Regions from separate parts of the Homo sapiens genome. Here region 1 is linked to region 2. A link is an interaction called in ENCODE POLR2A ChIA-PET data of the cell type or tissue named here. Cell type or tissue: MCF 10A. All regions are shown on one strand. Links, peaks and the distances in the headings refer to the core of each region. The heading gives the core; the rest is flanking DNA. Region 1 overlaps CHST3 (carbohydrate sulfotransferase 3). Region 2 has its middle 8.4 kb from the start of CHST3.

Region 1 (11,200 bases), core at 1,267-9,266, 54 kb after region 2:
TTTTAAAAATTAGCTGGGTGTGGTGGTGTGCACTTGTGGTGACTAAGGGGGCTGAGGTGGGAGGATCAATTGAGCCTGGGAGGTTGAGGCTGCAGTAAACTATGATCGTGCCACTGCACTCCAGCCTGGGCAACATAGTGAGACCCTGTCTCAAAAACAAACAAACAATTATTGGCAATTAGTGGGTAGAGGCCAAGACTGCTGTCAAACATTCTATAATTCACAGGACAGTCCCCACTTACCTGGTGGAAAATGTCAACAGTGCTGAGGTTGGGAAGCCCCGTCCTGCATAAGCACAGGGTCTGCACCTTTGTGTGTGTGTGTGTGTCTGTGTGTGTGTGTGTGTGTGTTCTCATGTATTTTCTGGATCATTCACATTTATACATCCACCTCATTATTCTTTGTGGCCACATAAAAATCCATTACCTGGATGCTCCACCATTTTCATTTAGGTGTTTGCACTCTTTTTGCTATTATAAACATTTATGCTACAAAGGTTATTCTTTTCCGTGCACAGGCCTTTGATGTGTGAGGTCAAGGGAGAAACTGATGGAGGTGGGATGGATGAACCCGATGGTTCATTAGCATTTTAAATGACCTATTAAAGAGACCTTCAGTGTCTCTGGGGCACAGTCTGTCTGGAGAGTGGGTCTGGGGTCCTGGCTGCTAACCAGGGCCGAGATCCTCAAAAGTCTGGTGGAGAGACATCCTCTGCATTCCTCGTGTACAGACAAGGGTGTTCTGACCACCTGTCTCTCCGCAGGACAAGGGTGTCCCCCACCTGAAGACGGCAAGCTGGGTCCTGAGTGATGCCCCTCAGCTGAGTGTCCAAGGCTGGCCCGAGGAGCCCCCACGGCCCCACCTTTCCCCATGGAGAAAGGACTCACTTTGCCCCAGGACTGCCGGGACTTTGTGCACAGCCTGAAGATGAGAAGCAAATACGCCCTTTTCTTGGTTTTTGTGGTGATAGTTTTTGTCTTCATCGAAAAGGAAAATAAAATCATATCAAGGTGAGGGTTGCAAGCCCAAGTCTTCATCTTCCTTTCAAGGTGGGGTGGGTGGGGACAGGGAGGTAACTGCAGGGCTCTCTGTGGACCTGCAAATGCATTCCTTCAACGAGCCATCCCCAGGCCCCTTCTATGTCCCAGGCAGTGGCTCCTGCACACGTCCTCATGACTGCACAGGGGTGAGACTTGGGCTCTGGACTCAAACAGCCTGGGTTGGAGCCCCCCCATGTTGGCCCTCTACAGCTGTGAAAGGTTAGACAAGATACTTAACATTTCTGAGTCTTCGGTTCCTCTTTTGTAAAACATGGCTAATAATGGGACCAGCATTGTTGTAAAGATTAAATGAGAAAATGTAAAAGCATTTAGCCCACTGCCTGGCACATAGTTGGTGTCCAGTATTTGCTGGCTGTGACTATTACTGTTAATTTACCTCCTGGCCTTGCATTAGCAGCACATCCCCTATAGAAGTCTTGATGTCACTGAGCCCATGGAAAGGCAAGGTCCTAGTATGGATACTCTGATGGGCAAGGCTGCCAATGTGCAGCTGCCAAGTTGTGTACTGCTCAACTCCAGGGGCATGTCCCTCAAATAGGCTAATCTGGGAACGCCCCTTTACCCCTTTGAATTGGCAGCATACAGCTATGTGCAGTGGGCCTGTTAGATGTAGAAAGATTTCTTAGCCTGTTCTCCTCCCAGGCACAAGCCCTGCAAGAAAGCATTAGCTAAGATGGGTGGGTCAGGGATTGGGCAATATAGTGGACACCGTCAATCCCCCCCCTTGGGTCACTGAGCAAGGACCGTTCTAGCTTGTGCCTATTGGGTTCTACTGCAAGCCCCTACAGCTCTGCACCTGAGAGCTTTCTCTCCACTGGCACACTGGCAAGCCGGAAGTACTAGGGAGTAACTGTCCCCCCCAGATCCCCATCAGACTAAGCCTCCGATGCCCACACCTGCTCCTAGCAGCACATCCATCATGCACCTCTTTCCTCCCCTGCCTCACTTCCCCATCCAGTACTTCCTGTGATCATGTCCCAAATAAACTTACTTAAACACAAATCCTTGCCTCAACGTCTGCTTTTGGGGAAACCCAACTGAGACAGGTTTTGGTGATCTGCTTGGAGGACTGCTTAGGGTTGCCCAGGAGACGGGGTCCCCAGTCAGCCACTGACCCTGATCTTCTTTGTCCTCACAGGGTCTCAGACAAGCTGAAGCAGATTCCCCAAGCTCTAGCAGATGCCAACAGCACCGACCCAGCCCTGATCTTAGCTGAGAACGCATCTCTCTTGTCCCTGAGCGAGCTCGATTCAGCCTTCTCCCAGCTTCAGAGCCGTCTCCGCAACCTCAGCTTGCAGCTGGGCGTGGAGCCAGCCATGGAGGCCGCAGGGGAGGAAGAGGAAGAGCAGAGAAAGGAGGAGGAGCCGCCCAGACCGGCCGTGGCGGGGCCCCGGCGCCACGTGCTGCTCATGGCCACCACGCGCACCGGCTCCTCGTTCGTGGGCGAGTTCTTCAACCAGCAGGGCAACATCTTCTACCTCTTCGAGCCGCTGTGGCACATCGAGCGCACAGTGTCCTTCGAGCCGGGGGGCGCCAACGCCGCGGGCTCGGCCCTGGTGTACCGCGACGTGCTCAAGCAGCTCTTCCTGTGCGACCTGTACGTGCTGGAGCACTTCATCACGCCGCTGCCCGAGGACCACCTGACTCAGTTCATGTTCCGCCGGGGCTCCAGCCGCTCCCTGTGCGAGGACCCCGTCTGTACGCCCTTCGTCAAGAAGGTCTTCGAGAAGTACCACTGCAAGAACCGCCGCTGCGGCCCCCTCAACGTGACGCTGGCCGCAGAGGCCTGCCGCCGCAAGGAGCACATGGCCCTCAAGGCGGTGCGCATCCGGCAGCTGGAGTTCCTGCAGCCGCTGGCCGAGGACCCCCGCCTGGACCTGCGCGTCATCCAGCTGGTGCGCGACCCCCGGGCCGTGCTGGCCTCGCGCATGGTGGCCTTCGCCGGCAAGTATAAGACCTGGAAGAAGTGGCTGGACGACGAGGGCCAGGACGGCCTGAGGGAAGAGGAGGTGCAGCGGCTGCGGGGCAACTGCGAGAGCATCCGCCTGTCCGCGGAGCTGGGGCTGCGGCAGCCCGCCTGGCTGCGGGGCCGCTACATGCTGGTGCGCTACGAGGACGTGGCACGCGGGCCGCTGCAGAAGGCCCGCGAGATGTACCGCTTCGCCGGCATCCCCCTGACCCCGCAGGTGGAAGACTGGATCCAAAAGAACACGCAGGCGGCCCACGACGGCAGCGGCATCTACTCCACGCAGAAGAACTCCTCGGAGCAGTTCGAGAAGTGGCGCTTCAGCATGCCCTTCAAGCTGGCCCAGGTGGTGCAGGCCGCCTGCGGCCCTGCCATGCGCCTCTTCGGCTACAAACTGGCGCGGGACGCCGCCGCCCTCACCAACCGCTCAGTCAGCCTGCTGGAGGAGAGGGGCACCTTCTGGGTCACGTAGGGGGGCCGGGGCCCCGTATGCCCCTCCTCGTGAAAGGCCTGCCCCGTCTTTCTGCCGCAGCCCTCGCAGAGGGCGGGTGCACAGCGCCATGAGCGGGCAGCGCCTCCTGTAGCAGTAGGGCCCCCAGCCAGCGCTCCAGCCAAAGCGGCGGCCCCAGGGTTAATTGCGGAGAACAGGACAGTGCCCGGTCCCCTTGAGGGCCATCACACCCAGACCCAACGGGTTGCAGCCTCCTGAGCAGGCCTAGGCAGGCCCGGGCCTGTTGGCAAGCTTCGATCTCACACACACAGAAACATACATTCGTGCCTGGAGACCCTGCAGGCCAGAGTCCAAATATTTAACAATCAGAAGGGGCAAGGCTCTGACCAGTGACAGTCAGACCTCCTGCTTTATTTGGTGTTAACCGTTTCTTGTCTGGATGGTGAAGTCTGGAATCTGGGTGGGTCCTTGGAGGAGGGGCTAGGACAGCCGTGGGTGTCAAAGGTGGCATTTGAGGCTCGTTTGAGGTGACAGTGGCTGTTTACCAACTAGTACAGAGCGATTCAGCGTTTTCATGAATGGGTTGGCTGTGCTGGTTACTGATGAATATGGGCCCCTTATAGAGCTGCAAAACACACACATGCGTATAGACATACATACATGTACACCATACATAGACAAGCATCATAAAGGCACAAGTGCACACACATCTATGCAGACAAGCTTCCTCGCTGCTTATGCCCACAGGGTTTTTCTGTATGACACACCTCAGAGGAGCCTGTGCTTAACATTTGTAGGATTATTTCGAGGGCAGGGCAGGGGAAAGAAACGCGTTAAAGGGCCATGACATGACACAGTTCCCTGGCCGGGTTTGGACTGAACAGTGGATTCAGAACTGCAGCGTTCAAAGCCCCTGCCCGCCTTAGATTCTCATGGCTACCTCCTCTGACCCATCCACATCCTTGCGGCTGGCAGGCAGGATGTTTTGAAATGGTGCAGCCAAAGGCCCCGTCTAGCTTGGCTGGCTCCCGAACATGTCCATATTTGAAGGCTGCCTCAGGCCTGGCAGGCAGAAGCAGCTGTGGTCCCTGGAGGCAAAAGGCAGCTCACGGGGCCTTCCATTTCCAGCCAGGCCTCATCTGGGGTAGGGCCAAGAGGAAAGTACAGAGTGCCCGTGGGGGAGAAGTCCCACCAGGATGCCCCCCCTCCCCTGAGAAGCCCGCCTTCTCCCTCGTGGACAGGAGTCAGCCAGTTGGTTGCTGTGGTTACAGCCAGTGCCTGGAATTCCTCCTTAGGGCCCTGGGAAGAGTATTGCTTAACGCAGGATGTGCTGGGTGTTTTGTTTCGGGCTTTTATTTATGGCTTGGTGTCTTTCTTGTTTCATGGCTGTGTTTTTGCTTTTGTTTCTGTAGGAGCGCCTCTTCCAAGCAGTGGAGGCCTGAGGGCTTGAGGGAGGCTGGGGAAAACCAGCAGGGAGCACTTGGCTCCTGGCAGAGGGAGAGGACAGGAGGAGGAGCCTTCCCCAGGAGGAACGAGGAGAGGTGGCCACGTGGCAGGCCACAGTGCCCTATGGGCTTTTCTGTTTGAACCCCATGTGGGATGAATCTCAAAGCCACCAGCGTTCTTGCCTAGTGTCCAGAGCAGCAGAGATTTGCAGCCCTCGCCCCTCCCTGAGAAGAAGCTGGATTTGAAAATCCCTCACAGGCCCTAACATGTTTCCTGGGTGGGCAGGGGCCTCATGACAAGCGACAAGTGTACCCAGAGTAGAAGGCCTTCCCCACTCCCACCTCAAACCCAGGAGCAGAACTCAGTATCCAGAGCTTACAAGGAGCTGCAAGGGTTTGCCGAGGGCTGCCCAGCTCTGCTTCTGGTTTCCTGGACAATTTCTCTGTCAGATACGGCCCATTGTAAACCCAGAGGGCTGCATTTTGGGTTGAGTAATATGGACACCATGGAAGTACAGGATCTGAGTCCAACATTGCCATGGGGGAGGGAAGAGTGTGTCCTGGCAGGAAGCCACCATTGGAGAAGGTGAGGCCAGTAACCATCTCATGGGATTCGCTATAATCAGCCTATTTGAGCTGCTGGGTCTCTGTCACTGTGGACTCCAGTCATTCAAGGAGGTCTCCACTCTTGGGTTTTTTTTATTTTCTTTTCTTTTGCTATTTTGCCTGAACACCCCAACACTCTTGGTTTTAGAGTCCAAGAGTAAGTTGTGCAGAGACATGGTTCTAATTTGGAGTTCAAAGGAACACCAGCTCTGAAAACATGACCGTGGGGCCAGGATGTTTCTGGCAGGCCCAGAAGTGCTGGCCGTTCTTCCCCAGCCTCCCCACTGCTCCCTCCTCTGTTCCCCATGTGGAGGTCGGAGGGGCTGGGACTGGGGAGGGGGCAGCCACCTCCATCCAAGGCTCTTCCTAGGGGCCCTGCTAATGTGGACAGTAGACTTTATCCCTCCTTCTTACTCTGGGCCAAGACCTCCCACTCCGCCCTCTGAGGATGGTACCAAGAATGGGCCTTTGGGACTTCTCAGGACATTGACAATGTGCACACTGCAGGTTGACTTAATTTATTTATTTTTTGAAAAGAAGAGACAGAAAATACCTTATTATCTGCAGGGACTCAAAGCTGTACCCAAATCAAGAAAGACAAAATAACAATAGAAACCATTCACACACTCCGTTCATGCATGGACACCAGAAGACGATTCAGAACACAAGAGGAGAATGAGCTGGAGCGCCAGCACCACGATGGCCCCAGGACGTTGTTTAAGATCTGAGATCCCTTGGTTTCTCTCTTGTTGATCTGAGATGCTACATCAGGGCCCTTGCTGCTGTATTACCTCTGCCCGGGTGTTTGAGACAGGTCACAAGCGCGTGGATGTTTCCTGGAAGTGTATTCCCCTGGGGCTCAGCGATGCTCTGGGAACCCTTGGGGTTTGGGGAAGGACAGTGTGGTGTGACTATTGGCTTGAAACGTTATGGATATGGTTGGAGTCACCCATGTGGATATGATTTTCAGCTTGGAGCTGGGATGGAGAAGATGGAAGCACTGGTGGCCGGGCCTCTTTTTCCAGCGAGGCCAGCCCTGGCTTCTCCTCTGTTCCAGCTTGTCTGCCAGAAGCCTTCCCCTGCAAGGTGCCCACCTGCCCGGAGACAGAGGGAGCAGCTGAGGCCTCTCTCCACTGGCCGCCAGCCTCCCTAGCACAAGGGGACCATTCAGCAATGAGTGTTTACTCATGTTCTTTCTTGTTGATGAGTTCTGCGGCCCAGCATATAGAAATGGCTCAGAACGTTCCAGGCCTTGGTGAGACACAGCAGCGTCCAATGCTCACAGGCTGTCCCCACTCTGCCTGTTCCCATCTTCCCCTCGGGACCTGTTTATAAATTGAGGAATGGATGAGGGCCCTGGAGGGTCCTTGGGAGTAGTTAGTGGAGGGCAGGATTCTCAGGTCCCCATAGAGAGGGAAAGAGAAGACCAGATGTGCATAGAAGCCAGTCTCTGTCACATACACCGCAGGTGGTCACCGAGTTATTTTCCAAAAGCTGAGGAACATAAAGCAAATTTAGGCTTTTGTCCTTCTGCAATACATGCACTTGAAAATAAACAGAAAAGAGATGTTTAATAACAAGTTTACTTCCGGTCTGCTAGCACCCTCAGCCTGGGAGCTACTGCCAGAGGCTGGCGTAGTGGGGCAGCTGCTGACCAAACCCCACAGAACAGAGGGCACCAGGCATCACACGACATCTTTCCCTCCCATCTCTGCCATCTGTCTGTCTGGCAATGGAAGGAGCTTCAGCAGGAGGTCCTTCCCAGAAGGTTGATTCTTGGCCTGGGTGGTAGAGGAGATATCCTGACCCTAAAGTCTTCCAGCCCCGGGTCATCCTCTCCTATACTAGGGCCTATTGACCGTAGAGGCCAGGTGCGGTGGCTCATACCTGTAATCCCAGCAGTTGGGGAGGCCAAGGTGGGAGGATTGCTTGAGCCCAAGAGTTGGAGACCAGCCTGGGCAACATGGTGAGACCAATTGACTGTAGGGCTTGTCCCTTGCTAAGACAGGAGCAGAAGACTGGATGGCTGTGTCCTCAAGGCAGTCCCCTCCCATCCCCATTCCCAAAGTCAGAAAGTGAAGCCAGATCTCAAGGGCTGATACCTGAGGCAAGGAGAGCTAAGGGGAGAGAAATTGGGGCTGAGTGGAAGCAGATGCCTGCACAAGCCAAGTGTGTCTTATTGATCTGTACAAGCTGATAGAAGGACCATCTGCTGAAATCCAGGGCTCCTGAGTTGGTGGGTTTGCTTGTGAAGCTTCTAGGACAAGGCGCAGCCAGATGGAAGGGAGAGGGTCCAGGGCTTCCTAAATGCAGCCGCATCACCTGTCAACTCGCTGCAGTTTCAGAGACAGTGGAAGCTGCTCTTTACCTCAAAAGCACAAAGCAGAATTGGCAACTTCACTTGTCTCAAGAGCTCCAAGATCCTTTGGTCTCGTGTCCTTTGGCACCCCGTAACTGGACTGGGGACAAATTTGTTACGTGTTTCCAAGGCTACAGACATGGCGCCATCCTCACAGGCCTAGCTCATGTCATGGATCAGGTGCTTTGCTGGGGGGATACAATGACCCATGTGGTCTGCGTCTTCTGCCATTGGCTTGAACTGGGCACCCCCTGAAGTCTCCATCTCAGCTGTATATTCTAGTCCAAATTTTCCTGGCTCCCCTGCTCCCTCCCAGGTCCTGCACACTGTCTTTTTGCCAACACCTCAGCCCTGTTTGCTATTTCATGTCTGCATGGTACGAGACACCCCTTCACGGCATACACTGCCATGGTATGTACATATGCATCCACGTGTGTGTATGTGTAGCATGTAGCTCATTCTGCTCAGCCTCTGGCGCCGTTCCACATTGCTCCCAGCCCCATTGCTGTCACTGTCGTCCCAGATGTCCTTGCCATGGCCACAGACAATCTGCCGTCTCCTGGAAACGCTGGGGCTGCCCTTCAGAGAGCTGGCAGCCCCAGCAGTCAGGGCCTGCTTTGCAGAATAGAATGTGAACCCAACTCCTGATGGCCTACTTGACTTATTTAATTAAAGATGAAATCATGCAATGAGCAAAACCTGCAGCGTGTCTCTGCCTTTTCCTTTGCATTTGTTCTCAGCAGCAATTGGGTCATAATTTTTTTTTTTTTTTAATTAACAGTGGTAGAAAGGAGGTGACTTCCAGCATGAAGCAGGACAGAGAATCCCCCTGCCCATTCCCAAGGGACCAAAGGCACTAGGGGAATATGGGGCAGGATGAATGTACCTTGCGTCACCAGGCTGGCAGAGCTGATGGGGACTGCGCTGAGCGGAGAGAGAGAAAACCCAGGTATTTGGGGGCAGAGACAGGAGTGTTGGGCCAGCGGTCAGGGGGCCTGGGGATGAGTCCCAGCTTTGCCACTGTCTGGCTGTGTGACCTTGCATAAGTCACTTCCCTTACTTGGACACCAGTTTCCTTTTAGAATGAAGGTGTAATCAGTTGTTCACAAACATTGTTCCCAAAAAGCCCCATTAGGGATTCAAAAGTCAGCTGAAAGGGCAGGCGGCACCCTCTCAACAAGAGTCACTGTGCGTTTTGATCTGCTTCACGTGTTCAGATAGCATTTCAGATTTATTTGGCCTTCAACTAAATCTCCAAAAACACATAAGAAGGTTGCCAAGGACCCTTTCAGCTAAGAAATTGAATGGAGTCCTTTCAAATTGCAGTTACATCCGTCATAACAACTTTAGTTCTTACTACATTTCAGCCCTGCTTGTCTCCCAAGAGCTGCCTGCAGAGCATGGGTGTTTCCCTGGGGAGAAGGGAGAGAGCTCATTTTGGAACACAGAAGCCAGAGCTGGTGGGGCTTTGTGGGTCTCAGGACACAGGGGTAGCAGGACCAGCAGCTGCAGGAAGAGGCAGAGGAGGGCTGAGCACGGGGACAGTGGCTCCTGGAGTGAGGGAATGAAGACTCAGAGAGGCTCAATGTGAGGGAACAGGCCCCCCTCCCCAAATCTTAACCTGTGTCTCTGCCAGTTCACCCAGTCCAGGCTTGGGAAGCTCAAGCCAGCTCCCTCCCACCTCTTAAAGTATTTGAGCCGGTGCCTGTCATCCCAACCTGAACAGAAGCTGCCCACCCCAGTCAGGTGCTATTGCTGTCTCCCCTACGCTGGGGGCTGGATATAGTTAGTTTAATTTCTGGGCTGTGTTTCCTACCACAAATGACCCCCTGGGGAAACAAATTGCACTAATCACAGAGCAGAGAAGCCTGGACACCTCCCCACCCACCCACCCCTCAGCTGCCAGGCCGGAACCGTCTCTCCTCCTCCTCCTTTCCCCCACCCCCAGACCCCTTCAGGATCGTCAGTCTTCCTTCCTACACCCCAATTTACTCAACCCTGGGGAGGAGTCAAGCGCCCCGTGGGCTCTCTGGGACAGGGAGAGTTGGCTGGGACTCTCTGGAAAGCAGTTTGATCAGCAGGGGGCTGGGGTCAGGGACCTGTGCCATTGCCCACAGAGCCCTGCCAGGCCCAGCACTGGCCCAGCCCTGGAGCCTGCAGCAGCATCCTCAAGTGTGTTTGGAGAAACTGTGGTCACAGGATTGCTCTTGGGAAGTTACAGTGCACATTTGCGATTACAGGCTCCAGGTAGGCCGCTTTCCTTTGACTCACCCAGCATTAAGGATTACCTTCTAGAAAGAACCATTTTTATGGAATTCGTTTATCATGAAAAACTTTTTTCCAAACAACAGTCTTTTTCAAGACTCTGGCCTTCTTTATTTTTTAAGACTCTGTCACCCAGGTGGGAGTGCAATGACGCAATCACAGCTCACTGCAGCCTGGACCTCTCAGGCTCAAGCAGTCCTCCTGCCTCAGCCTCCCAAGTAGCTGGGACTATAGGCATGCACCACACTTGCTAGCTTTTTTGTATTTTTTGTAGTAATGGGATCTCGCCATGTTGCCTAGGCTGGTCTTGAACTCCGAACTCAAGCAATCTGCCGGCCTCAGCCTACCAAAGTGTTGGGATTATAGGCATGAGACACTATACCTAGCCAAGACTCTGTCATTCTGCAAAAGAGTTAGTAGCTACCAGCAGCCTGCAGCTGGAAGTGTGTAGGACCAAAAGCCACCCTAAGCAGCCATTAGGTGGTGGGTGAGTTGGCTGGGAGAAAAAATCTAGGGTTGGGTTTAAGGCCCATCCCCCTTCACACCATCCTCCCCGAGCTGCCAGGCTAAGAGGAGCCCTCAGAGATTGCAGCAGCCTCAGGGGCACTGAGAGCCAGGGTTCGGGGCACTGAGGGCCAGGGTTCAAGGCCCTGAGACTTGCTGTCCCCAAACCTCCCTGGTTCTTGGCTTCCTCAACTCAACCCACGCTGTGGGGCCTCCGTGGCATGACCCAAAAGATGTGGAACACCCCACAGAGAGTGGGAACTCTGGAGAACCAGGCCAGGTATAAACACCACGGGATACTATTTATCTGAGAAATAGGAGTTTGAGATTGCTCTTAAAGGAGCCATTTCTGAAACAGTGGGACAAAGGTTACCAGCAGTAAATAGGTTTCCTGGAGGTGTAATCCTCTAGTAGCTAGTAAAACCTTCGCTGAAATCTGCGGGCCGTTTATTGGAAGAAGAAGCAGGTAGTAAGTGCCCAGCAGGAGAGGCCCGCCCAAGAAAATTAGAAGGGGGAAAAAGAAGGAAGGGAGGGAGGGGGAAG
Region 2 (11,200 bases), core at 1,351-9,350:
AGGGATAGTTTGAGTGGCTCCTTGTGTTTTATTTTCCCATTGGAGAAAGAATCGTTTTGTGTCTATTAGGAGCCATTCAGAGGAGTAATTGAAAGAGGGTATAAGGAGGCATTCGGCAGGGAGGGAAGCCATGCTGCAAGGGGTCCATGGGTGAATGGTTATACAGTTCGTATATCTGCCATTACAAAATCCTGAATGTTTATTTAGTAAAGAGCTGGTAATGACCTTTGGGGGTCCTGAAAAACTGACAAGCCGTTTAAATTCGGCTGTTTGGGTGACCTTAAAATTTTGGTGGTCGTTTGGGACTTGAAGCTGTAAGGTATAGTTACATTGATGGGATGGTAGGTGACCTAAAGTCAGACCTGAGGACAGGTTGTGTTGGATACATATTAGGGCTTGAAAAGTTAGACTGGTGTCGGTGGTCACAGGGCCATGAATGGGCTTGTTATTACTTGTCTGTTGGGTAAGACTGGAGATACAGGAGCGTAACAATTGTACTGTGTTCCCTGTCAGAGTGCTTTTTGTCATATCTGTGATAGAAAACTCGGCCAATAGCTGCATGTCTAAAAGTTGAAAGGGGCTTTTTCCTTCATAACGGGTGTGATAGGTTAATTAAGAACCCAGTTTTTTGAGTGAACGGGGGTGGCAACATAGGTGGTAGTTGATAGGACTGTGGGCAGAGCCCACAGTCTTTTGCTAGGATGGGGTTGGACTGGTTTAGCAGGGAGTGAGTTAGGTTAAGGGTCTTATAGAGGTAGTCGGGTACTATTGTAAGGGGAGATGTGGCTACGTGGGGCAGCCAAGGGAGTAGGAGAGGTAGACAGGCAAAGAGTGAGTAGGAAAGTAAATAAGTGCATTTCATCTGAGGAAAAGTCACATAGGGTGCCTTGGAAGAGAACGTCATCTATCCACTCTACAAGAGAGTCAAGATTGGGAGTTTGGGGATGAAACCAAGAGATGTCTTGGCAAACGGAGATGAGGAAGAGGGTGAAACAGCAAGGTAGGCAAGAACAGGGCATTTAAGAAATCAGGAGTGTACTTATGATTGTCAGGAAGGGAAGGAGGAGTCTGGGTATTGTTCAATGGTCTTCTTCAGGACAGGTGTGAGGCGGGGTTTGGTTGGGCCAAGGAGAGTACTGGAGAATCGACAGAGGATGGCAGTTGGTGGGTCGGTGGGTGCTTCGGGGGCTCTTTTTAATCTGGAAAGATGGTACCAAGAGATATGTCCTGAGAGTTTAGCTGCAGTGGGGGTATGAGAAGAACTTGAAAAGGGCCTTCCCACTTTGGTTTAAGGGTTGTTGGGTTAAGAGTTTTTAGCAAGACATGCTGTCCTGGAAGGAGATTCCGGTTGGGGGGCCTTCGTGGGGTTTTGGGAGGGCCTGGTCAGCTTGTTGGTGGAGGAGATGGTGGATGAGGGAGAGTGTTGGGAGGTATTCTCCTAGCTGAGAGTTAGAAGGGGGCCTGTTTTGTAAGAGGAAAGGCTGTCCATACATTAACTCAAATGGACTGAGGAACAAGGGTGCTTTTGGACTGGCTCTGATGCAGGCCAGTGCTATGGGCAAAAGGGAGGTCCATGGGTTTTGGACTTCAAGAATGAGTTTGGTCAACTAAGCTTTAAGGATCCCATTTGCCCTCTTGACTTTTCCAGATGACTGGGGCCAGTATGGGATATGAAGTCACCACTGGATGCTGAGGGACTGAGAAACCTGTTGGGTGATTTGGGAGATGAAGCTAGGGCTACTGTCTGATTGTATGGAGTGAGGGAGACCAAATCTAGGGATGATTTCTGTTATAAGAATTTGGGGGACATCTGCGGCCTTTTCTGGAAAGGTAGGAAATGCTTCTACCCACCCAGAGAAGGTATCTATAAGAGTAAGAAGAAATTTTGTCCTCTTGACGGGAGGCATGTGGGTGAAGTCTACTTGCCAGTCCTGCCCTGGGAGTGTTCCTCTGAGCTGATGTGTAGGAATAGGGGGAGAGCGGAGGGCCCCTTGGGAGGAAGTAACACAGCATATATGACAGTTTAAGGTTATGTCTTTTAGTGACGTGAATAGAAGGGGAGAGGAGAAATAAGGGCGATGGAGTAGGTACAGGGGTGCTCACCAATATGGAAGGATTGGTGAAGAGATGTCAGAATTTCTTTGGTTTGCTCTTGGGGGAGGATGAGCTTTTGATTTTTGACTATCCAGTCCCTTGAAAGGAGGCTCCTTGCTGTAGTAGCGAAGCTTTCTCAGTGAGAGAGTACTTGGGTTGGATTGCTGAGATAATGAGGAGGAGAGGGGGAGGGGCAGAAGAAAGGGAGGATTCTTTTGCTGCCTCATTGGCCTTTCTGTTCCCTCTTGAGATTTCATCTGATCCTGTTTGATGTCCTCGACAGTGTATAACTCCTGCTTTCGCTGGGAGGTGTGCAACCTGAAGGAGTTGGTAAATAAGGGGGCTGTTAGTGATGGGGGTTCCTTTGGCAGTAAGGAATCCTCTCTCTTGCCAGATGGAGGTGTGGGAATGACGAATGTGATAGGCATATTTGGAGTCTGTATAAATGTTGACTCATTTGCCTTTGGAAAGGGTTAGAGCCCTGGTGAGAGCTATGAGTTCTGCCTTTTGGGAGGAGGTTCCTGGGGGTAGGGGCTTGGCTTCAATTACTTGTCAAGGGAAACAAATGTATATCCAGCAATTTTGGGGGAGCTGGTGGGCCCAGAAGAGGAGCCATCTATGAATAGTTGTTCATCAAGGCTGGTGAGAGACTCGGAGGAAATGTTTGGGAAATGTAGCTGTACATGGTCCAGAATGTCAGTGCAAGAATGAGTAGGAGGGGAAGAGAATACAGGGAGTAAGGATGCTGGGTTCAGGGGAGCACTTTTGGCAAGACTGGATTCGGGATTTTCGATAAAGAGGGCATGGAGTAATTGAATCCAGGAAGGAGGAAGGGAGCTTAGTGCTCGGGAGGAGAGGCGATCTTGTAGATTATGAGGACTGTGGATGGTGGTATTCTGGCTGAAAGTTAGTTTCCTGCTTTCTAGAGCTAAAACGGTAACTGCTGCTAGTGCTTTAAGGCAGGTTGGCCACCCTTTGACTGTGTTATCTAGTTGTTTAGAGAGGTAAGCTACAGGGGCAAAGGAAGGATTTCCTTTCTGTTGTGCTAAGACACCGAGGGCTATTCCTTGGCTTTCGGCAGTATAGAGAGTGAAAGGTTGGGAGATATCAGGTAAGGACAGAGCTGATGCAGTGACAAGAGCAGTTTGGAGTTTGCGAAAGCTGGGGTGTATGTTATGTGTGGGGTTTAGGGGTTCATTGAGAGGGCCTTTGGCCACTTCATAGAGGACATCAACTAGGAGGACAAAGTTGGAAATCCATATTCTGAAGAAGCCTGCTAGCCCTAGGAAGGAAAGGATTTCGCTTTTGGAGGAGGATGGGGGTAGATTATCTATTAATGCTGCCCCAGCTGGAGTCATAACCCAGGCCCCAGGGGAAAGTTGAATTCCTAAGTAGGTCACCATGGAGGTGGAGAGTTAGTTGGGCCTTGGAGGGGGAGACCCTATACCTTTTGATAGTGAGAAAGTTTAAGAGAGTGGCCGTGTGAATTTGAGAGTCTCTTAGAGAGAGGCTGCAAAGAAGAAGGTCTTCCACGTATTAAACAAGAAGACTGGGAGACAGGTTTAAGGAGGTGAGGCCTCAGACTAGAGCTTGTCGGAAGAAATGAGGGCTATCCCTGAAGCCCTGAGGAAGGACAGTCCATGTGAGTTGTTGTAACTGGAGGGTGTCAGGGTCAGTCCAGGTGAAATCAAATAGGTTTGGGGCATCAGGGTGTAGGGGAATGGTAAAGAAGGCATCCTTCAGGTCAATTGTGGTGTAGTGGGTGGTGTTGGTGGGGACAAGAGAGAGAAGTGTATAGGGGCTAGGGACTATGGGATGGATAGGGAGGACAGCCTGATTGATGGCTCAGAGGTCCTGAACGAGTTGGTATGAGCCATCAGATTTTTTTTTTCTTTTGAGACAAAGTCTTGCTCTGTCACCCAGGCTGGAGTGCAGTGATGTGATCTTGGCTCACTGCAACCTCCACCTCCCCGGTTAAAGCAATTCTCCTGCCTCAGCCTCCTGAGTAGCTGGGATTACAGGTGCATGCCACCATGCCTGGCTAATTTTTTTCTATTTTTAGTAGAGACGGGGTTTCACCATGTTGGCCAGACTGGTCTCGAACTCCTGTCCTCAGGCAATCCACCTGCCTTGGCCTCCCAAAGTGCTGGGATTACAGGCGTGAGCCACTGCGCCTGGCCCAGAGCCATCATATTTTTTAACAGGGAGGATGGGGGTGTTATATGGAGAGTGTGTCGGTCTAAGAAGAGTGCATAAGCAGAGCTTGTTTATGATGGGTTGTAGGCCTTTTTGGTGAGTTAGGCAGATTGGGTATTGGCGAACATTGAGAAATTTGGAGGGGTCTTTTAACTGGATTTTGATGGGGTCATGGTGAGCAGCTATGGAAGGGATGGTGGTGTCCCACACTACTGGGTTAAAGAGAGAGGCGGGAAGTGGTACTGGGGAGAGGGATCAGAGGCTGGACTAGTGGAGAGGAGCAGGAGGGACTCTGCTTGAGGGGAGCAGGAAAAGGTGATAGAAGCTTTGAATTTGGCTAAAAGGTCTTGGCCTAGAATGGGGGTGGGGCAACGAGGCATGATAAGGAAAGAGTGTGAGAAAACGGTATCAAACAGGGAACAAGTAGGAGGTCTGCTGGTGCATGGACGTCAGATGAGTCCATCAACCCCCACAACTAAGACTTGATGTTGGTAGAGTTGCTGAGGCAGGACTGGCTTGTCTGTCATAATATAAAAGAGTATTGGAAGATGTCCGGGGTCCGGGTCTAAAACCCCTTGTGGCCTTTGGAACACCAAGCTCTGTGCCAAAGGGTGGAAGGCTGCCCTGCCGCACCACAAATTTAAGCCCAGGGCATAAAACTCCTCATGACTTGGATGGAATCCAGGGCTCAGGGCATACAACCCCTCGTAGCCTCTGGAATGTGCACAGACTTGTTGGTTGCTCTCCCAGGCTCATAAACATGTTCTCCATTATCTCAAGCAGCAGAGCATATTCATATGTGTCAAAGAAAATGCTAAAGTGTCACAGCTACGCTTGATGCACCGCTACCTTTCTACCCCCATATCCGCATGTCCTCACCACCTGCTTCTTTGTTTGATCACCAATAAATAGTGTGGGTTCCCAGAGCTCGGGTGCTTCACAGCCTCCATACCAGCATTGGCCCCCTGGACCCACCTTATGCACTCTTAACTTGTCTTTTCTCATTCATTTGACTCTGCCAGACTTCGTAGCCCCCATGGCCTAGTGTTGGGTCTGATCACCCTAACATTTCTGGCGCCCAACATGGGGCTATGAAGACCCTGGTGAAGGAACACTAGAGCATGTGGAAGCAGAGGACACATTGTCAGAGGACACCCGAGGATGACTGAAAGAAGCTCGGCAGGTAAGCTGGGCACTCGTAAGAACCAGGGTAACAATGGGACAGAATGAAAGTAAACATTCTGCTTATTTACATTTCTTTTTTTTGTGTGTGGGTGGCAAGCCACCCAGGCGCCAAGGCAAGAGACTGAAGGCACAAGCTTGTTACAGTATAATAAAGAAAATACTTAAAATAAGAATAGTTATATTAGACGTAGAATATAGACACGATTATATATGAATATTATCAATCATTAGTTTGTAGCATTACTCTTTATTCCAATATTATAATAATCTCTGTTTTACAATTATAACCTAGGAAAAACCAGGCCATACAGAGATAGGAGCTGAAGGGACATGGTGAGAAGTGACCAGAAGACAAGAATGCGAGCCCTCTGTCACGCCCAGACAGGGCCACTAGAGGGCTCCTTGGTCTAGCGGTAGTACCAGTGCCTGGGAAGGCACCCGTTACTTAGCAGACGGGGAAAGGGAGTCTCCCCTTCCCTGGGGGAGTTAGAGAAGACTCTGCTCCACCACCTCTTGTGAAAGGCCTGACATCAGTTAAGCCCACCCACAGCCATCCAGAGGCCTAAACGTCTCCCTGTGATGCTGTGCTTCAGCGGTCACGCTCCTTGTCCACTTTCATGTTCAGCCCTGTACACCTGGCTCTGCCTTCTAGATAGCAGTAGCAGAATTAGTGAGAATATTAAAGTCTTTGATCTCTCCAAGAAATTCATAGAAGAAATAATGGCATAAGCTGTCCCCTCTCTCTCTCTCTGCCTCAGCTGCCAAACAGGGAAGGGCTCCCTGTCTGGTGGACATGTGACTCACATGACCTTACCTATCATTGGAAATGACTCACATTCCTTACCCTGCCCCCTTGCCTTGTATACAATAAATAACAGCACAGCCAGGCATTCGGGGCCACTACCGGTCTCCACATTTTGGTGGTAGTGGTCACCCGGGCCCAGCTGTCTTTTCTTCTATCTCTTTGTCTTGTGTCTTTATTTCTATGATCTCTCGTCTCCGCACACAAGGAGAAAAACCTACAGGCCCTGTAGGGCTGATCCCTACATTTTTTGAGACAGAGCCTTGCTCTGTCACCCAGGCTGCAGTACTGTGGCACGATCTCGGCTCAGTGCAATCTCTGCCTCCCGAGTTCACGCCATTCTCCCACCTCAGCCTCCCGAGTAGCTGGGACTACAGGCATGTGCCACCATGCCCAGCTAATTTTTTGTATTTTTAATAGAGACAGGGTTTCACCGTGTTAGCCAGGAATGTCTCGATCTCCTGACCTTGTGATATGCCTGCCTTGGCCTCCCAAAGTGCTGGGATTACAGGCGTGAGCCACCACTCCCGGCCTTAGTTATTTAAATTTCTTAAGGCATTTATTATGGAAAGGGGGAGTGAAAGTTAGTACTCAGAATTTATTAACACTCTTTAGTACAGTAGAGCAGTTTGCCCATGGTTCCCAGAACAAGGGACAATGGGGTTGGATGAATGGGAAAGAATTGGCAGAGATTTTAAAAAGGTGCATAAAGAAGGAGCCAAAATTCCAGTTTCTGTTTGGTCAGTGTGAGCATTGATAAAGGCAGCTCTTGAGCCATTTCAAACAATGACAAGACAGATTCAGATGAGGAAGAGGCAGACAAGTGTAAAAAATTAACTTCAGATTCTGAATGTGAGGAACAGGAACCAGAGGAAATTAAATAAAAGAGAGGGAAACTGAAAAAGGTACATTTCACTAGCCTGTCGGTTCCACCTGCTGAATTAAGTGAATGGCCACCTCCTCCCTCTCCCCTTAATGGACAAGAACATGAACTAGCTAAAAAACTAAAAAACTGCTCCTGTAGTTGCAACATTAAAACCTGGAGCTATTGGTGGCGCTATACAAAATTCTATTCAAAAGGCTAGAGCCGAGGGAGACCTTGAAGTATGGCAATTTCCAGTTACTATAACCCAGCAAGGAGGGCAGAATATAGCTAATTGGGCCACTTTTCCTTTTAAGTTGTTAAAGGAATTCAAGCGGAAGCCATTAGTCAATATGGGCCAAATTCTCCTTTTGTACAAACTTTACTAAAAAATGTGGCTCTTGATAATAGATTAATACCATATGACTGGGATACTTTAACAAAACCTGTTCTCACTCCGTCCCAGTACATGCAGTTTAAAACTTGGTGGGCCGATGAAGCTCAAACTCAAGCAAGAGAAAACACACAAGCACAGCCGCCTGTGCCTGTTTCCTTTGAACAGTTAATGGGGTTGGGCCCTAATTGGGGCCGACTAGACAATCAAGCAGTAATGAAAAACGTTGCCATTGTTCAGTTACACACTGTGTGTTTATGGGCATGGAAAAAAAATAAATGTTATGGGGAAAAAATATCCTTCTTTCAGTTCTGTCTGACAAGGACCTAAAGAATCATATACTGACTTTATTGCTCGGCTCCAAGAGGCTGTGCGTAAAGCCATAACTGATGAAATAGCTCAAGATGTGGTAATACAACTCCTTGCATATGATAATGCCAATACAGAGTGTCAAAATGCTATTAGACCTATGAGAGGGAAGGCTCATTTGGCTGAATATATTAAGGCTTCTGATGGCATTGGAGGTAACTTAAATAAGGCTACTCTTTTAGCCCAAGCTATGGCTGGACTAAAGGTGGGAAAAAATATGCCCCGTTTCTCAGGCTCTTGTTTTAATTGTGGGCAATTTGGACACACAAAAAAGGAATGTAGAAAAGAAAATCAAAAGGCAAAAACTATTACCATCAATCAACAGAAAAGTCCTGGCGTATGCCCCTGATGTAAGAAGGGCAATCACTGGGCAAATCGGTGTCATTCTAAATTTAGCAAAGATGGGCAACCTTTTTTTGGGAAACGGGAAGAGGGGCCCACCTCGGGCCCCTCAACAAACCAAGGTATATCTGGCACATTCAGTGCCCTTACAAATGTACAACAGTTGTCCCCTGCCACAGCAGGCAGTGTTGCTGTAGATCTTTGCAGCACAGTTCCCATTTCCCTACTTCCTGGGGAGCCACCAAAGAAGGTCCCCATGGGAGTCAGGGGCCCTTTACCCTCAGAACAGTTGGTCTATTGCTAGGAAGGTCTAGTTTAAATTTTAGAGGTGTCACTATGCATGTAGGAATAATTGATTCTGATTATACCAGAGAGATTCAATTAGTTGCTAGTTCCTCAATTCCATGGTCTGCTTCCTCAGGAGAAAGAATCGCTCAGTTGTTACTGTTACCTTATGCAAAACTGGGACGCAGCATAGTAAAAAGAATGGGAGGCTTTGGTAGTATGAATCCAGCAGGAAAAGCTGTATATTGGGTTAATCAAGTGTCTGATAAGAGACCTATTTGTACAGTAACCATTCAAGGAAAGAACTTTGAAGGGCTAGTAGATAACTGGAGCTGATGTTTCTATATTGGTTTGAATCAATGGCCCCAGCATTGGCCTAAGCAAAAGGCATCCATTGGTATTGTTGGAGTAGGGGCTGCCTCAGAAGTTTTTCAAAGTTCTTTAATTTTGCCATGCCAAGGGCCAGATGGCCAAGAAGGGACAATTCAACCTATTACACCTATTCCTGTCGATCTATGGGGTAGAGACTTATTACAACAATGGGGTGCTGAAATACCTATTCCTATTGATCAGTATAGTATTAACGGTAAACAAATGATGAGAAAAATGGGATATCTCCCAGGGAAGGGACTAGGAAAAAATGAAAATGGCCAACCAGAACATTTAGAACTAAAAGGACAAACAGATCAAACTGGATTAGGGTATCATTTTTAGGAACGGCCATTGCTGAGCCTCCGGCTCCCATTCCTCTTGTTTGGTTAACTGCTAAACCAGTTTGGGTGGAGCAATGGCCACTGAAACAGGAAAAACTGGAGGCTTTAAAATAATTGGTACAGAAACAATTACAAAAGGGACACACAGAGCCTACTCTCTCTCCTTGGAATTCTCCTGTGTTTGTTATTAAGAAAAAATCCCAGAAATGGAGAATGTTAACAGATTTGAGGGCCGTTAATGCTGTCATTCTACCCATGGGTGCACTGCAACCAGAGCTGCCCTCCCCAACTATGATTCCTAAATCCTGGCCTCTAATAGTGATAAATTTAAAAGATTGCTTCTTTACCATTCCTTTAGCTACCCAAGATTAGGAAAAATTTGCTTTTACTGTTCCCGCTATAAATAACAAAGAACCAGCAGACAAATACCATTGGAAAGTATTACTATTTGTCAAACTTATGTCAGAAAAGGTATTAAGCCAGCTAGAGAACAATTCAATAAATGTTATATTATCCATTACATGGATGATATTTTATGTGCAGCTGAAACTAGGGAGGAAAAGGCTGTAACAGCAGCAAGGTTAATCATAGCCCCTGATAAAATCCAAACTTCTACTCCCTTTCAGTATTTAGGAATGAAAGTAGAACAAAGTACTATTAAGCCTCAAAACATTCAAATTAGAAGAGATAATTTAAAACCTCTAATGATTTTCAAAAATTATTAGGAGACATTAATTGGATTCATCCCACTTTAGGCAGTCCTACTTATGTTATGTCTCACCTCTTTTCTACCTTACGAGGTGATTCTAACTTAAACAGTAAACACTCCCTGTCCAAGGAGGCATTAGAGAAACTTCAATTAATTGAAGAAAAATTTCCACAGGCACAAGTGACTCGAGTTGACCCATTGCAGTCATTACAGTTTTTAGTTTTTCCTACTAAACATTCACGTACAGGAATTATTGTTCAACAGAATGATCTGGTTGAGCGGCTTTTTGTACCTCACAATACAACCAAAACGCTTACTCTGTACTTAGATCAAGTTGCTGTATTAATGTAGTGTGCAAGGCTGTGCACAACAAAGTTAATGGGATATGATCCAAATCAAATTATACTTCCATTAAACAAACAACAAATTCAGCAAGCTTATATTAATTCCCAGGAATGGCAAATTAATTTGGCAGGTTTTATTGGCATTCTTGGTAATCATTATCCTAAATCCAAAATATTCCAATTTCTTAAATTAATATCATGGATATTGCCTTCCATTACTCAAAAAGCCCCTATTGAAGGGGCCATTACTGTTTTTACTGATGGATCTAGTAATGGAAAGGCCTCATTTGTGGGACCTCAACAACAAGTTTTTCAAACTGACTTTGCTTCTGCTCAAAATGCTGAACTTATGGCTGTGATAACAGTGTTAAAAACTTTTAAACAGCCAATAAACACTGTTTCTGATTCAGCCTATGTAGTGCAAGCCACACAAAATATTGAATGTGCCTTAATTCAAAATGTGACTAATGACCAACTTAATCTTTTATTTCATTCTTTACAGCAAGCAGTACAACAAAGGCATTCCCCTTTCTATGTCACTCATATGAGAGTGACATAGCCCTTTAAATTTAATCAAAGGGTGGATAATTATATGGGGAATAGGATTTGCTTGTGTCTCTCAGGTAACAATCAGGTGCCTGTATGAGTGCCCACCAAACATCTGAAAATCTATCATGAGCTACAGCAGGAAGAGAGGACTCTGGGAAGAGTCCTCTGAAGAGTCCAGAGACGTGGTTTCACGGTGTTAGCCAGGATGGTCTCGATTTCCTGACCTCGTGATCCGCCCACCTCGACCTCCCAAAGTTTTGGGATTACAGGTGTGAGCCATAGCGCCTGGCCATTACCCGGCAGCTTTGTTAAGGCCTGCAATGAGGCAAGTAATCATATAGTTACAGACGCCCAGC

What was found. Peaks named below come from ENCODE experiments on the same cell type or tissue, not always from the same donor. Only the 100,000 strongest peaks of a DNase experiment are listed, where the experiment ranks them.
Region 1: POLR2A ChIA-PET joins it to region 2 with 19 read pairs; 8 of 35 experiments call an interaction of 5 or more read pairs at or near these places.

Annotation. Positions count from the first base shown.
Region 1 is chr10:72,004,973-72,016,172 of GRCh38, forward strand. It overlaps CHST3 (carbohydrate sulfotransferase 3), which reads left to right. Exons shown (of 3, transcript NM_004273.5): 2 at 764-1,010; 3 at 2,200-8,586. The coding sequence starts at 871. The coding sequence ends at 3,499. Among named protein-coding and RNA genes, the nearest start is that of CHST3, 46 kb to the left of the region's middle. In MCF 10A, for the core only: no CTCF peak of the experiment used is centred there; DNase peaks (open chromatin) are centred at 3,759, 4,829 and 5,459.
Region 2 is chr10:71,950,400-71,961,599 of GRCh38, forward strand. No RefSeq gene overlaps it. Among named protein-coding and RNA genes, the nearest start is that of CHST3, 8.4 kb to the right of the region's middle. RefSeq lists silencers at 5,091-5,306, 5,771-5,880, 6,328-6,547. In MCF 10A, for the core only: a CTCF peak has its summit at 5,851 (motif pointing right); DNase peaks (open chromatin) are centred at 5,882 and 6,282.